Regions from separate parts of the Homo sapiens genome. Here region 1 is linked to region 2. Evidence: read pairs that join two places in POLR2A ChIA-PET (ENCODE). Cell type or tissue: Panc1. All regions are shown on one strand. Each heading gives the region's core, and the rest is flanking DNA. Links, peaks and the distances in the headings are about the cores only.

Region 1 (7,518 bases), core at 1,167-6,166, 240 kb after region 2:
CCCTGGCTGTTGCCCAGTTAGCCCCATGTCTTCCTATTTCTGACTCACCAGCAGCCCTGAGGTCTTTTCCCTGGAAGGGAGGAGTCAGGTGTGTGCTGTGGGTTGGGGGAAGACTCCTGCCCATCCTGCAGTGTTGAGGCAGGTACTGGGATTCTCCTGAGGAGGATCCTTTTAGGTGAATCATTCTCCCCAGCTTTTCTGGCCTGCTCAGGTAGGCGATGGGCAAACGCTTGGGGGCAGCAGCTGGCCTGGCCCTCCTCCCCTAGACTGAGACCGTAGCCAGGCACTGCTCCCACTGTGGGTGTGGACAACCTGACTCCCTCCCCTCCATACCCAGGGCTTCTTCCGCCGCAGCATCCAGAAGAACATGGTGTACACGTGTCACCGGGACAAGAACTGCATCATCAACAAGGTGACCCGGAACCGCTGCCAGTACTGCCGACTGCAGAAGTGCTTTGAAGTGGGCATGTCCAAGGAGTGTGAGTGCCATAGGGCAGGGGCCGAGTCCCGCCTCAGTTGGGGTCTCAGATGCTCCTAAAGACCAAGGGAGCAGGGCTCTGTGGATGTTTGTGCACATGCATGAACACGCATGCCGTGGTGTGCGGGCTCACGGTTGAGGATGGTTTGTGTGTAGCTGCAAGGACCTGTTTGCGAGTCTGGCTGGCTGTGTGTCCACGGGCAGGTCTGTGCTCCGGGACCGTGTATGTGTAACCATTCCTGTTTCTGCACGTCTGGCTGTGTGTGCTTGCGTATGTGTGTGTGTGTGCATGCTCCAGGATGGCTTTCTTCCAGGCCGTGCTTGGTTTTGGGGTGGGGCTCAGAGGCATAGGCAGTCCCTTCTGATTGTGAGTCTTAGGGGAGGGGCTTGAATTCTGAGGGGTGCTTGGCTGGACTTATGTGTGTATGGGGGGGTGGAAGGGCTGGCACAAGGATCCAAAAGCCATTGTCTAGTTAAGCCTGGGATTCAGAGTTGGAAGAAAGAATTGGGACTTCTCAGATCCCAGAGGAAACGGGGTTTCCACTTTGGGCTCAGCTGAGGCCTGATGGAGGGAGGGAGGGAAAGGCTGGACAGGGAGACCCTCTTGTGTTGAATCATGGGTGTTGCCATGGTGACCGGTGATTGATGATGTCAGAGATAAATGACGCTGACAGACGCCTCCTTGTCTGCGTGGCCGTTGCCATGGAGCCTGAGCCTTGGGGGATGGGATGGGGGAGGGGGCTGCAGGACCCCCTAGCCCTTTGTGGGGAGGGCAGTGGGGAGGGGGCACGGGTGAGATGGTTCTGACTGTTGCACGAAGAGCCCCAGACAGGAATGGAGGGGACTGGAGTGTCCTGCCACAGGAGGCTGGGGGTGCCTTGTCCTGAGCCCAGGAAGTGGCTCCTGCTGCAAGAGTGGGTGACAACTCAAGACCCACAAGCCTGGAACCCTTCGCTTAAGGGCTGTCACCTCCTCCTCTCTGTTTGTGCCACCTTCTGCTCTTTTCATGGCAGAAGGACCAGGGAGGGGACCCCTTCTCCCTCCCACCGCCAACTCCCCTTCTCCCTCCCACCGCCAACTCCCCCTCTCCCGGCTGCTCTGTGCCCCGGAGCTGAGCAGCTGCCATTTCAATAGAATTAAAGCTTCCGAATGATAAACGTCTTGTCACAGCTGCAATTTTCTCTTCCCAAATTATCCCCCCACTCTCCCTCTCCCTCTCCCTTCTCTCCCCTGCACTTTATTGAATTTGCAGAATCGACATGAGTGATCTCCAAATTATGCCAGCTACCCCCACCTCGCTACCCCCTCCCTGAGCCCCTCCCCCACCCTCCCTTCCTCCCGCGTCAGCAGCCACCACCACCAGCCCTGTGAGTGATTGTGTGTCTGGATAATCGGCTGGTAACGACCCCATCGCTTCTTTAAAGCCGAGTGGTGTGTGCGGCTCAGCGCCCCTGGTGATTTGTCAGCTCCCCAGCTAATGGGCCAAGAGATTCTCCCCGCCAGGTCCCCCACTCTCAGGCTGGGGAGCCCTACTCCCCACTTGCCCCAGGAGCTGCTCAGAGCCAGTCCCAAGGGACCCCCAGGGAGACTGCAGCTGGGAGGGCTGGGTGAGTGGAGGCGGGAGAAGGACCTTCCTGGGGAAAGAGGAGGCAGAGCACCTAGGAGGGCACCGTCGCCTGGAGTGTGAGCTGGAGTAGACGCGTGGGGGATAGCATGCGGCTGGCTATGGGGTGGGGTGGGGGGTGTGTGCAGGGCCACAGCTGTGCTCATGGGGCTTCTGGGGCAGAACTTGATGTGTGGGTTGGGTGGGCATGGAGGGCTGGAGTGCGTGGCAATGCCTTGCCTGCCCGTGAACGCGTGCTGTGTGCGCGTGCTTACAAGCCTGGGTGACCTCCTCAGCAGCTGGCAGCTCTCTGTCAGGCTGGGGGTGGACGAGGCCCTGAGCAGCCTGCAGCTGCCCTCTTAACCCCCTCTGCCCTCCACAGCTGTGAGAAACGACCGAAACAAGAAGAAGAAGGAGGTGCCCAAGCCCGAGTGCTCTGAGAGCTACACGCTGACGCCGGAGGTGGGGGAGCTCATTGAGAAGGTGCGCAAAGCGCACCAGGAAACCTTCCCTGCCCTCTGCCAGCTGGGCAAATACACTACGGTATGGCTTTCCCCCGGCCTGCAGGGTGGGATTTGCCCAGGGCCACAGGGCCAGGATGGGCCCCTCTCAGGCACCCCTTCTTGTGCCAGGCAAGATCTCTGCGTCCTTCCCTTCCCCTCTCTTCTCCCTCCTCCTGCTGCCTCTTCCCAAGGAGCTCCCAGGAAGTGAAGGCTGGGTAGAGGGCAGGCCTGTGGGGGCTGGAGCCAGGCTGAGAAGGGGTGCCATGGAGAAGAAGGCCCTCACTCTCCCTCCTCCCCCAGAACAACAGCTCAGAACAACGTGTCTCTCTGGACATTGACCTCTGGGACAAGTTCAGTGAACTCTCCACCAAGTGCATCATTAAGACTGTGGAGTTCGCCAAGCAGCTGCCCGGCTTCACCACCCTCACCATCGCCGACCAGATCACCCTCCTCAAGGCTGCCTGCCTGGACATCCTGGTGAGGGTCTGCACCCTGGCCCCCAGGCACTGCCCCTGTGTCCTGGGTAGATGTCCTTCCAGCCAGACAGCCACCCTCCTAAATGTCTGTCTGCAATCAACCTGTCCAAATGCCCACCGCCCAAATGTCTGCCCTTCCTCTCCCCATATGTCCACCTGTCCACTCGTCTCCCTGTCCACTCAGCCACCTAGCAGCCAGATGTGCAGGAGCTCACCTGTTCACCCATACACATATCCAGCCACCCAGCCATCCATCCATTTAGCCAGTAATAAAGATTCACGTAGGAGCCAGGTGCAGTGGCTCATACCTGTAATCCCAGCACTTTGGGAGGCCGAGCGAGGCAGGAGGATCACTTGAGGCTGGAAGTTCAAGACCACCCTGGGCAACATAGTGAGACCTTATTTCTGCAAAAAACTAAAAAGATTCACCTAGGATCCTCTGGCCAGTGTTCGAGCTGGGTGTCAGGAACCCAGCGGTGAATGCACCACCATCCCCTCTCTTGAAAACCTTCCATGTGAGGCAAGAGATAAGTCAACAGAGGTTGCAAAACTGTGATCAATGCTTCCTGGAGATTGGGGGAGGGCTTGTGACTGCTTGGGCCTGAAGGATGATGTCTCAGAGGAGGTGACATCTAGGGGTTTGTAGAGGGGGAGGTGAGAGGGTAGCCCTAACTCAGGAGCAGGAAGTGAAAGACTTGCTGCTGTGAGGCCATGCTGAGCTCAGGGGACTGCCGGGCACTCGGTGAGGTGAGCCCGAGGGTAGACTGGGCTGGAGGCTGGATGCAGGGGGTGGGGGCAGGAAGAGGTGGTGGGAACTGCCAAAGCCTAGGCTGGAGGGAGCACTCTCCTTCCTGCTGTCCCTGACAAGGGCTCGGTCCACCTGTTCCCTCTTGGTCACCTCCAGGGTGGGGAACCTGGGATTTGACGAGACTGTCATTTCTTTTTATGTTTTTCTTTTTTGAGATGGAGTTTCACTCTTGTCACCCAGGCTGGAGTGCAGTAGTATGATCTTGGCTCACTGCAGCCTGCAACTGCTGCCTCCCGGGTTCAAGCGATTCTCCTGCCTCAGCCTCCTGAGTAGCTGGGATTACAGGCACCCGCCACCACACCCGGCTAATTTTTGTATTTTTGTAGAGACGGGGTTTCACCATGTTGGCCAGGCCGGTCTCGAACTCCTGACCTCAGGTGATCCTCCCGCGTGAGCCGGCAGACTGTCATTTCTCCATGGGCACCTCTGAATGTTGAGGCGGGTGATGGGTGGGAGGTTTAGATTGTGCTGCCTGCAGGGGCTCCCATCCCCATGCCGTGGATGCAGGAGGTGCCGTCTGGGTTCCTGCAACCACATTCAAGCCAATACACATTTACTGAGCGCTTGTTGTGTACCTCATCCTGGGAGCTGTAGGCAGCAGCCCAGTGTTCCTTAGCTCCTAGAAATTCTAGGTCCCCTCTACATTCTTTGCATGTAGGCAGGATGACCTGGACCTGCACTATCCAGTACAGTAGCTGCTCACCACATGTGACTCTTTAAATTTAAATTAATTAAAATTAAACTCAATTCAGTTCCTCAGTTGCATTAGCCACATTTCAAGTACTCAGTAGACGCATGTGGCTGGTGGCTGAGGTATGGATGGTGCAGACGTAGAACCTTTCCATCATTGTAGAAAATTCTATCAGACAGCATTGCTCCGGCCACCTGCCAGGTGGTCCTCCGGGAGTGCTGGTGCGGAGTGCTGGTGCCGAGTGCTCAGAGTGGGTTCGGGTTCAGTCCCTGAACCCAAGCATCCTCTGCACCCAGATCCTGCGGATCTGCACGCGGTACACGCCCGAGCAGGACACCATGACCTTCTCGGACGGGCTGACCCTGAACCGGACCCAGATGCACAACGCTGGCTTCGGCCCCCTCACCGACCTGGTCTTTGCCTTCGCCAACCAGCTGCTGCCCCTGGAGATGGATGATGCGGAGACGGGGCTGCTCAGCGCCATCTGCCTCATCTGCGGAGGTGGGCAGGGGGCCTGGGTCTGGGGGCTGGGCTGGGACGGGGGTGCAGCCCTGGAGTCTCTTCCAGGGAGCTCTTTCAGGCCACCTCTGTTAGGTATCTCTAGAGGGCAGGGTCTGGTCTGCAACTACACAGCAAGGGGGCCATGTGGGGCCTGGACTCCTGTTCCCGATTTCTGGGCAACACCCCTTCTAGGGAGGTTAAGAGTGAGGGTTTGAGGGTCGGACCAACCAGGGTCACCTCCTGGCCGATGCATGACCCTGAGCAGGTTGCTGAACTTCTCTGGGCCTCCGTTTCTGTACAGTGGGGGCGGTAACGGTCTCTAGCTCATGAAGTTGATGGGAGGATTACGGTGGTAACAGATACTGTGCAGGTGCCCAGAGCGAGCTCCAGTGCTTGTTAGTTGCTATTTTATTGTTGTGATTTCTGCCATTTCATCTGGTTTCCAGAATAACAGGGGGGAGTGGGAGCCTGCCTGGGAACCCTCTCCCTGCTTGAGGATGGCACTGCCCATTTGGGGTCCCATCCCACTAACTGGGCTCAGGGAGGGTTTGGGGCACCCCCTCACCCTCAGCTCCCGTTGCTCCCTTTTAAGGGCCTCTGTACCCTGCGGCAGCAGAGACCCCATGCCCTGCCCTGTGTGGGGAGGCGCCTGCGAGCTGCCCTCCTCCATGGCCTGGGCAGGCACGCCCCCCGGTGGCCGAGGCTGGGGGTGCAGCTGTGTTCCCAGCTGCTCAGGGGGTGGTTCTGCTTCCTCAGACCGCCAGGACCTGGAGCAGCCGGACCGGGTGGACATGCTGCAGGAGCCGCTGCTGGAGGCGCTAAAGGTCTACGTGCGGAAGCGGAGGCCCAGCCGCCCCCACATGTTCCCCAAGATGCTAATGAAGATTACTGACCTGCGAAGCATCAGCGCCAAGGGTGAGGCTCACAGACCTGGAGGGGTACCGGCCCCCGACACCTGGCCCAGGCCCCCACATCCAAGCCAGCACCCCATGTCTTTGTGCCAGGACAATACGACACCTGTCCCCATCTGTGTCTAGGCTGAGGTCCCCTAGTGACTCCACTTTGCCGAGGTGGCCCGCCTGTGTCACCTTTGTGTGGTAGTTCAGATCGTGGCTCTGGAACCAGACACGTGGGTGTGTGTCCTTGTGTGGGTCACTCAACAGCTCCTAGCTACAGTTTCCCTTCCGAGGGCGGGGATAACATTCGTGTTTACAGAGGGGTCGGGATGATCCCTAGCACACAGCACAGGGGAAGGAAGGGCTTGGCGTCTAGCCCAGGCCGGCAGTCTGGCCCTGGAGCCGGAGTTCGGGACCACTTTGCCCCATTGCCACCAGCCTCTGGACCTGGGGGCTTAAGAGAGCTGGCTCGTGTCAAAGAACTGAATCCCAAGAAAGATGCTAATATCAGCAGTATTGATCTTCCCACCTCGAGCCAGGCTTGCTGGGGCTGGGGGTGGGAGGGCTGGCCCAGCGTGCTGACCTCTGCCCCCTCCTTTCCTGCAGGGGCTGAGCGGGTGATCACGCTGAAGATGGAGATCCCGGGCTCCATGCCGCCTCTCATCCAGGAAATGTTGGAGAACTCAGAGGGCCTGGACACTCTGAGCGGACAGCCGGGGGGTGGGGGGCGGGACGGGGGTGGCCTGGCCCCCCCGCCAGGCAGCTGTAGCCCCAGCCTCAGCCCCAGCTCCAACAGAAGCAGCCCGGCCACCCACTCCCCGTGACCGCCCACGCCACATGGACACAGCCCTCGCCCTCCGCCCCGGCTTTTCTCTGCCTTTCTACCGACCATGTGACCCCGCACCAGCCCTGCCCCCACCTGCCCTCCCGGGCAGTACTGGGGACCTTCCCTGGGGGACGGGGAGGGAGGAGGCAGCGACTCCTTGGACAGAGGCCTGGGCCCTCAGTGGACTGCCTGCTCCCACAGCCTGGGCTGACGTCAGAGGCCGAGGCCAGGAACTGAGTGAGGCCCCTGGTCCTGGGTCTCAGGATGGGTCCTGGGGGCCTCGTGTTCATCAAGACACCCCTCTGCCCAGCTCACCACATCTTCATCACCAGCAAACGCCAGGACTTGGCTCCCCCATCCTCAGAACTCACAAGCCATTGCTCCCCAGCTGGGGAACCTCAACCTCCCCCCTGCCTCGGTTGGTGACAGAGGGGGTGGGACAGGGGCGGGGGGTTCCCCCTGTACATACCCTGCCATACCAACCCCAGGTATTAATTCTCGCTGGTTTTGTTTTTATTTTAATTTTTTTGTTTTGATTTTTTTAATAAGAATTTTCATTTTAAGCACATTTATACTGAAGGAATTTGTGCTGTGTATTGGGGGGAGCTGGATCCAGAGCTGGAGGGGGTGGGTCCGGGGGAGGGAGTGGCTCGGAAGGGGCCCCCACTCTCCTTTCATGTCCCTGTGCCCCCCAGTTCTCCTCCTCAGCCTTTTCCTCCTCAGTTTTCTCTTTAAA
Region 2 (7,518 bases), core at 1,693-6,692:
GTGTGTGTGATTCTATGACTATGAGTGAGACTGCATGTTTGTGTGTGAGTGTGAATGCTGTGTGTGTGGGTGTGCATGTTTGATCTGAGATCTGTTCTCCCTGTCAGTAGGTTGTTCTGGGTAACAGGGCAACACCCTGTGCAAATTCTGGGTGGCCTAAATCTTGGGCCAACTGCTTGACTGACTGACTGACTGACTGACTGACTGACTGAGGGTGGGTCCTTGCTGGAAACAGGTCAGGCTTCTGTAGATGCCTTCCCATCCCCCTCCTTTCTCACCAAGAAACCATTGCCCAGAGTAGAAACCTGTCTGCCCAGGTGATGCAAACCTGGTATAGAAATGCTGGGGATGCCCCTGAATCAGGGAACCAGCCATGTGCCTGGGAGAGACTCACTCCCTGCCCTCCTAAATCCTTTTCTTTGTCTCTAAAAGGCCAGCTATCTTTCCCAACCCCACCCAAAGCCTGGATGTTTTGGGGAGAACTTTAAGAACATGCCACAGGAAGGACAGAGTCTGAGCTAACTTGTTTCTCAGTGTGGTGGGGGGAGGGGGATGGAGAAAGCAAGGGCGAGGCATGAGCCAGGGCTGGGTTCCATGGATGTGTTTTGCCTCAGATTCTATCTTTACCTCACTACTGCTTTTTCCAAGGAAAGGAAACCATAAATATGTATTAAGTACCAACCGTATGCCAGGCACTGTGCAAAGTGTTTTGTACACATTATCTCATTTAATATTCACAACAACCCTATGCTGTAGGTCTCATTCTTATTTTAGAGATGGGGAAACTGAGACTTAGAGAACTTTATTAACTTGCCCAGGGTGCCAGAGGGTCTAGGTGATTAGTCTTGAAGCTGTAATTTGCATAGCACTTAAGACTGAGAAGATGTCCATCAAAGAATGATAGCGCGGATGGAGATTATTGGAGGGGCTAAATCTCCCCTCTAGCTATCTCTTGAACTACCACTGTCAGCGTCACAATGAAAATGGCAATGCTGGGGATTCAACCCCAGGCGTGAAGATGAAACTCTTTCTGCTAGCAAGACTGCCCCTCCTAGAGAGATTACTGCCACCCTAGGGGAACGTCTGAGCAGCAAACTCATCCTGGTGTTTCCCAAGCAATGGTGATGCTTGGAAGTGGGATATATCACCAAGAACAGAAGCCTGAAGCACCCCTTGTCCCTGTCCCAGGGAGTACCTCAGCTTTCCAAAATCTCTCTTTTAACCCCAGGCACATTTCCTCTTCCCCTAAACTCTTCCCACTCCCCGTCCTACATTTCCCTCATCTGGTTCTAAAAGTAGAAGGGGCAGGAACAGGGTGCACAAACCACAGACTGCTATAGAGGTGACTAACAGAAACAGGCGTCTGAACTCTCTTCTCTACCCAAACCCTCTGAATTTGGGGTCTGCTGCTGGTGGTGAGGAGAGTGGGGCAAGTAGGTCAGGGCCCTCTGAAGTCCCATGGTGCTTCATTCCAGGAGCTGTATTAAGAAGATTGGTTGAGGGAGCGTGTGGAAGGCCACCAAGGACCAACAAAAGTTGTGTCCAAAGCCTTAAGGAAACAGCATCCCACTTCCCCATTTACCTGCTTGAGCAACGTGCACCTCTAAAACCAGCCCTTCCGAAAGCCACTGTCCTGGGCCAATGCTTCTTCAGCAGATGCTTTGAAGAACCTGAAGAAGGGTCCCCTCTCTCAGAACCTAGGATCTCACCCACATCACAGGATCCTGGAGGAGGCATGGATTGTCCTTGGCAGTGGAGACTAAGCCCCAGATGACCCTTTTTCTGGCATCCAGTACATGCTCTGCTAAGGCCTCCTGTCCAATCTTTGCCATGCTGCTGGAGCCACAGTGGTATCATCTTCCAGGCCCCTGCACCTGCCCATTGGCTGCCCTTGAGCCTCTGTAGAACTCAGATGCAGGGAGAATGTGGGGGAGGTGGAGGAAAGGGAGAGGGGGTGCTCTGCATCTGCTTCCATCTCTACCCTTTATCCCAAGCTCCATCTCAAACCCTCTCCTTATCCAGTGTCTCTCCATCCTTTGGGCCTCTGCAGATCACCATTAGCTGCCTGGGGAGGCCAGAGGCTCATGACAGTCCTCGTGAGCAGAATGGACCTCGGAGGAGCGGTGGCCTGGGCAGGCATTAGGGGCCTTGTGTAGCTTCTGGGAGGCTTACATAAACACTGGCTGGGATGGGGAGGAAAGGGGGGTTGCAATGGCTGCCCAGGGAAAAAAGCAACCCCCGCCCGGCCGGCTCAGCCTGAGTGGAAAGAAGGAACAAGGCTTACTTTCCCTCCTCTCACTCCTCTCCCCTGGTCTGCAGCTGTTAGTCGGGCTGGAAAGACTGCGGTATCTTGGGGGAGGGGGGGCAGGAGAAGGAGAGAGAGAGGATGCGACTTCACAAATTTGGGATCCCTCCTCCTCTTCTAAATTGGGGGGAGGGCGAGTGGGGAAGAAGCAGTTTGCCAAAGAGATTTTCAATGCCGCAGGAAGGAGCTTTGGCTCATTAGAATGCGCAGTTTGCACCCTGGAAAAAAAAAATCTGTGCTGGTTGCAAAAATGCAGACGTGTGTAGGGGCCCAGCGGAGATTAAAAAAAAAAAAAAAAAGCGCTAGCTCTGCAATGCAGGATCTGCGAAGTTTTGGTGCGATGAGGAAATGTGGGTCGTGCTCATTTCATTTGCTTGTTCCTGCTAACCTACTGTCCCCCTGACTCTAGCATAGTCTCATAGCCCAGCAAGAGGCACCGCAGCTTAGAAATGGGGTCACGAGTAGGGGGCAGAAGCAGAGAGCCAGAAGTGGGGGTCTGTGGTTAGAGTGCCCAGAGAAGGACCAATGGAGGTTAGAGGGCCAGGCAGATGGAAGGGGGCACTTCAATGAGGGATGGAGGCTGAATTTGCCTTTTGCACACGCATTTGTTCTGCAGCTACACAGGGGTTATTGGGAAAGCCCTTCTAGGTTTCCTCCAGCCCTCGGCTCTTCCCCATCTCCAAGTAGCAGAGGGACTTTCCCCTTCCGGTCCACTAACCTCACAGACCACTGTTGCAGAACCTTTGCTTCATGTCCCCAAACACACAAATCCCTGAACTGTCCTTGTTCTAACCCTGGAGGGGGCACTTGCTGCGTGTGTGTGTCATCCTCCTTCCTAGAAAGAGGGGACAGGGTAGCCTGATTTGGGGAGCCCAGGCTACAGGGAAGCCAAGTCTTGGCTCTGGGCAGACATCAACACATCACCATGAGGGCTGGGGTGGGCTGTTCTGTGTTCTTGGCTTGGGAAGGTCCTTTGTTCTTTTGAGGCTTAGGGTTCTGGGTTGTGAAAACACCAAGGGGCTGCCTGGGAGGAAAATATGCTTGGGGAGACCATGTTTCTTTTCTGGGTGTTTGCTCCCCTGGTGGCTCAGGAGAGACAAAAGGAGACAGAAGCAGGATAAAGCGCAAGGAGACAAGAAGGGAGCCCCGCGCGCTTTCCCTCCTTCCTCATCTTGCCTCCTGTTTCTCTGGCCCACGGAGGAAGGGGCCCAGTGTGTTTGTGCCGGCTCGAGGCTCACGCGGGCTGCCGGGGTCACATGGCCCGGGCATGTGCAGCCTGCTCCATTTCTACCACAACAACTCGCTCATAAACAGCCCGGCTGCTGCGGCGGTGGCGGTGGAGACATGTGCAAGCGAGGGGGTGGGGCACGTGGCCCTGCCCGAGCCAAGGGAAGGCGCTCGCTCAGCACTGCCTCCACCCCTCCCCAGCACTGGCGCTGCCTCGTCACAGGAAATTCCTAGTGCTCCTGTTGCTGCTGCAAAACATGTTTTGGGGAAGTGACTTTCAATAAGGATGGAATCAATGGACTATTTAAAAAGAGACAGAATGGATAATCAGTTAGAGACCGACTTACGCCTGCCCTTACCCTCTCTTAAGATCTCTGTACTGGTTAGGGTGGTACCAGTTCCTTCCTCCTATATAAAATTGGAACCATGTAATCCCAGCACTTTGGGAGGCCAACGTGGGCGGATCATTTGAGGTCAGGAGTTCGAGACCAGCCTGGCCAACATGGTGAAACCCCATCTCTACAAAAAATAAAAAAAAATTAGCCAGGCATGGTAGTGGGCGCCTGTAATCCCAGCTACCTGGGAGGCTGAGGCATGAGAATCGCTTGAACCCGGGAGGCGGAGGTTGTAGTGAGCCGAGATCATGCAACTGCACTCCAGCCTGGGCAACAGAGCGAGGCCCTGTCTCAAAAAAAAAAAAAAAATGGAACCAATCAAGTCCTCATGGTAAACAGTGGGGGGAGGGGCTGGGGTTCTCTAAGACAGTGGTTCTCAAGATAAGCATAGGGATCTGGGGTCACCTGGGAACATGTTAGAAATGCAAATTCCCAGGCCCCATCCCAGGTGGATTGAATCAGAAGCTCTGGGAGCAAAACCCAGCAATCTGAGTTTTAACAAGGCCCTTGGGATTCTGGGAAGCCTGAGACCCACTGCTTTAGGTCTTCGGTCCCTAACAATCAGTCCTCTAGGAGAATCTAGCCCAAGATCTGGGGACATGTCAGCTGGGCGTGGTGGCTCATCCCTGTAATCCCAGCACTTTGGGAGGCTGAGGCAGGCGGATCACTTGAGGCCACGCATTGGACACCAGCCTGGTCAACATGGTGAAACCCCGTCTCTACAAAAAAATACAAAAATTAGCCGGGTGTGGTGTGTGCCTGTAATCCCAGCTGCTCAGGAGGCTGAGGCAGGAGAATTCCTTGAACTGGGAGGTGGAGGTTACCATGAGCCAAGATCACACACTGCACTCCAGCCTGGGCGACAGAGTGAGACCCTGTCTCAAAAAAAAAAAAAAAAAAAAAGATCTGGGGGCATGTCTACCTTCCCCCTTTGTGCTGCTTCATCTCAAAGTCCAGCCACAGGGCGTAATCAGATTTAGTTTGACTCAGAGTAAAAAGCATTTATTGAGTGCCTCCTGTGTGCAGATTCTGGAAATGCGGGCAAATGGCACAACAGTAGTAGGCTAATGAGTAGCTGAGATCTCAAAGAGGAGTGGAAGGTACTGGGTGAGGGGAGAGTGAAAGAAAGAAAAGGTTAGAATTTTATTTGTTTATCCTTTCTCCATCTTACCTACTTTTCTTCCTGTCCCGAGGCTCCTATTAGAACAAATGATTGTGGCTTAAATTGTTTTGAGGCTGGAGGTAGAAATTAAGCCCTTATCTATTTTTGCTGGCCATGGGGACCCCAAGTTAGTTAACAGCCATAGGCTCTTGACTTCCCATGAGTAACTAAAAGAAGATGAGGACCATGCACACAGGCACACACAAACACTCCCTGCGATCTCAGATGCTAGGGTAGGGAGACCAAGAGAAGGAATGAAGTCCCAGAAGGTTGGAAGTTCCCTGGGTAAAATGAGTTTAGCAGATAACAAGCAGGAAAAGTCTTTCAATAGGGGAGGGCGGGGTCATCCCTGGCCTACTCCACCTTCCTGAGACCCAGAAACTGTGGCCAGAGGAAACAAAGGGTCCCTAAGGCAAATCACAAAAGCTCCTGAGAATGAAACCTGAGCCTGGAAAGAGAGTAGAGAATGAGGGATGGACACCAGATCCAAAGGGTTCCCTTACACAGGCAAATGGGGGTTAGGGGGTTGGGAGGGATGTGAGCCATGCCCAGCCCCTCTCCTTGGGCCTTCTCTCCATCACAGGCAGTTCTCAGGAGCAGAACTCCTGTTACTGTCTCAGTCTGAGCAGCTGACTCCTGGCCTCTCCCTGCTTCATTTTTTGAGGAATAAGCTTTTCTCTGATTCTCACAGAGCCCTTTCTTTTGCTTCTCTGCAAGGCTTTCTCTCTGTGCCTGAAAGGCTCTGGGCTCAAGGAGCAGACAGCCCTGCAGGCTCAACTGCAGTGACCTACATTGGCTCTCCCCTAGGCCCTGGGTGCGGGGGCTGAGATTTCAAGATAGGAACCTGGGAATCTGGCACAGGTCTACAGATGATGACATCAGGCAGACAGGCTGCAAAAGTGGCATTGAGGGACTGGACCCTGAGGCAGGGGATGCCATAGGACTATGTTCTCACTTTGTCATTTGAGGGCTTTTTATGGACAAGAGATCAGAAGAGATCAAATGCAAAAACACCTGAGCAGTGACCCCTTGGAGAGGAGCCAGTGGTCCCTGACAGGCCCAGTCTCTATTAATGAGATTTGGGAGTGGTTTCTGCCTGCTCCCTGTTCTTGCTGAACCTACACTGGTCTGCTGCAGGGGACTGGAAAGATGATGTGGAAGAATGAGTTCGGATTTCAGCTGATTTATTTCAGGGAAACGAAGGCTGGGTAAAAGTCAGATATGCAGAAATCCACGTACTCCCAGGCTTAACTATAATATAGAGACCCTGTATTTCTTTAGACTCAATGGTTCTGAGAAGGATCCAGAAGGAGCCCTCAAGATTAATTACCATTTACAAAGTCCTTACCTCAGGACCCTGGCAACTGAATCCCTCCTTCCAGCTACCAGCCTTCTGGAACAGAGAAGGCAGCTTCTGAAATAGGTGCTTTCCCTCTCTCCCACTATAAGCCACAGTGTTTAGGATGACCACTGCTTCCAGATTGTGTGATTTGCCCTGGCAAGGAAATCCTATTGTGGGGGGAGGAAATGAGGCAGTCGTGACACAAAGTGATGGATGAGCCTTTTGCTTAGCAGAGAGAGAGAGAAAGCCGGCAGGCTGTGCAGAACTGAGTGGCTCTTGGGTCCAAAGGGCTTCCCCTTGGCCAAGTCCCACCCCAAAGCCCAGGAAGTCCACAGCTTGGCGCCCAGTCAAGGCAAAAACATTCCTCAGGACTCTGACAGGCTGGGGGATGGTTCCCACCACGAGGATGGGGGAGGGGAAGGAAACACGCGGGGGAGGAAATGACCACAAAGAAGGGGGTGAGGGTAAGAGGTGGGGAGTGAGTTCTCAGTGCCCTGAGTCCCTTTTAGAGAGAAAGGTTGAGGCTGGACTCATTGGCTTGTGAAGGACTTGCAGCTTCAGAGCACATGACTTCTGGGTCACCCTTCTGCTCAGGGTCATCCCTGATGACCCAAGGTGTCCTCTGGAGGCTTGTTAACTCAATCTCCCTCCTTACGCAGGGGCTGTGGTTGAGCTTGGGAGCCCCTGAGTGGCTAAAAGCTGGAATTGCAGTTGTGCTGGGGGAGGAGCCCATCGGGTCTCCCTCTGCCTCTCCACCTCCGCCCCTCCCTTTCCCTCTCCCTAAGCCCAGGACTCTGGAAATAGCACCTGGTAATGGGAGCGCTGACAGATGCTGAGTTATAGGAGAGCAAATGTCCTGGCTAGAGTCCTCAACATTCTAGTTTGATCGCTTTTGGGCTGTTTCCCTTGAAAACACGTGCCCCAGCAAGGATTGAAAAACTACCTATTGGTACTATGCTCACTACCTGGGTGACAGGTTCAGTCATACCCCAAACTTCACCATTACACAATATACCCTTGTAACAAACCTGCATATGTACCCCCTGAATCTAAAATAAAAGTTGAAATACACACACGGAAAAATAGG

What was found. Peaks named below come from ENCODE experiments on the same cell type or tissue, not always from the same donor. Only the 100,000 strongest peaks of a DNase experiment are listed, where the experiment ranks them.
Region 1: POLR2A ChIA-PET joins it to region 2 with 16 read pairs; 4 of 35 experiments call an interaction of 5 or more read pairs at or near these places.

What each region holds. Positions count from the first base shown.
Region 1 is chr17:40,349,447-40,356,964 of GRCh38, forward strand. It overlaps RARA (retinoic acid receptor alpha), which reads left to right. Exons shown (of 9, transcript NM_000964.4): 4 at 338-479; 5 at 2,464-2,624; 6 at 2,885-3,061; 7 at 4,856-5,060; 8 at 5,817-5,975; 9 at 6,563-7,518. The coding sequence ends at 6,780. Among named protein-coding and RNA genes, the nearest start is that of GJD3-AS1, 9.6 kb to the right of the region's middle. RefSeq lists an enhancer at 3,323-3,834 and a silencer at 5,647-5,716. In Panc1, for the core only: CTCF peaks have their summits at 5,748 (motif pointing left) and 5,954; a DNase peak (open chromatin) is centred at 5,754.
Region 2 is chr17:40,104,724-40,112,241 of GRCh38, forward strand. No RefSeq gene overlaps it. Among named protein-coding and RNA genes, the nearest start is that of NR1D1, 7.9 kb to the left of the region's middle. RefSeq lists enhancers at 2,023-2,652, 3,089-3,623, 3,624-4,157, 5,412-6,352. In Panc1, for the core only: no CTCF peak of the experiment used is centred there; no DNase peak of the experiment used is centred there; H3K27ac peaks cover 673 bases.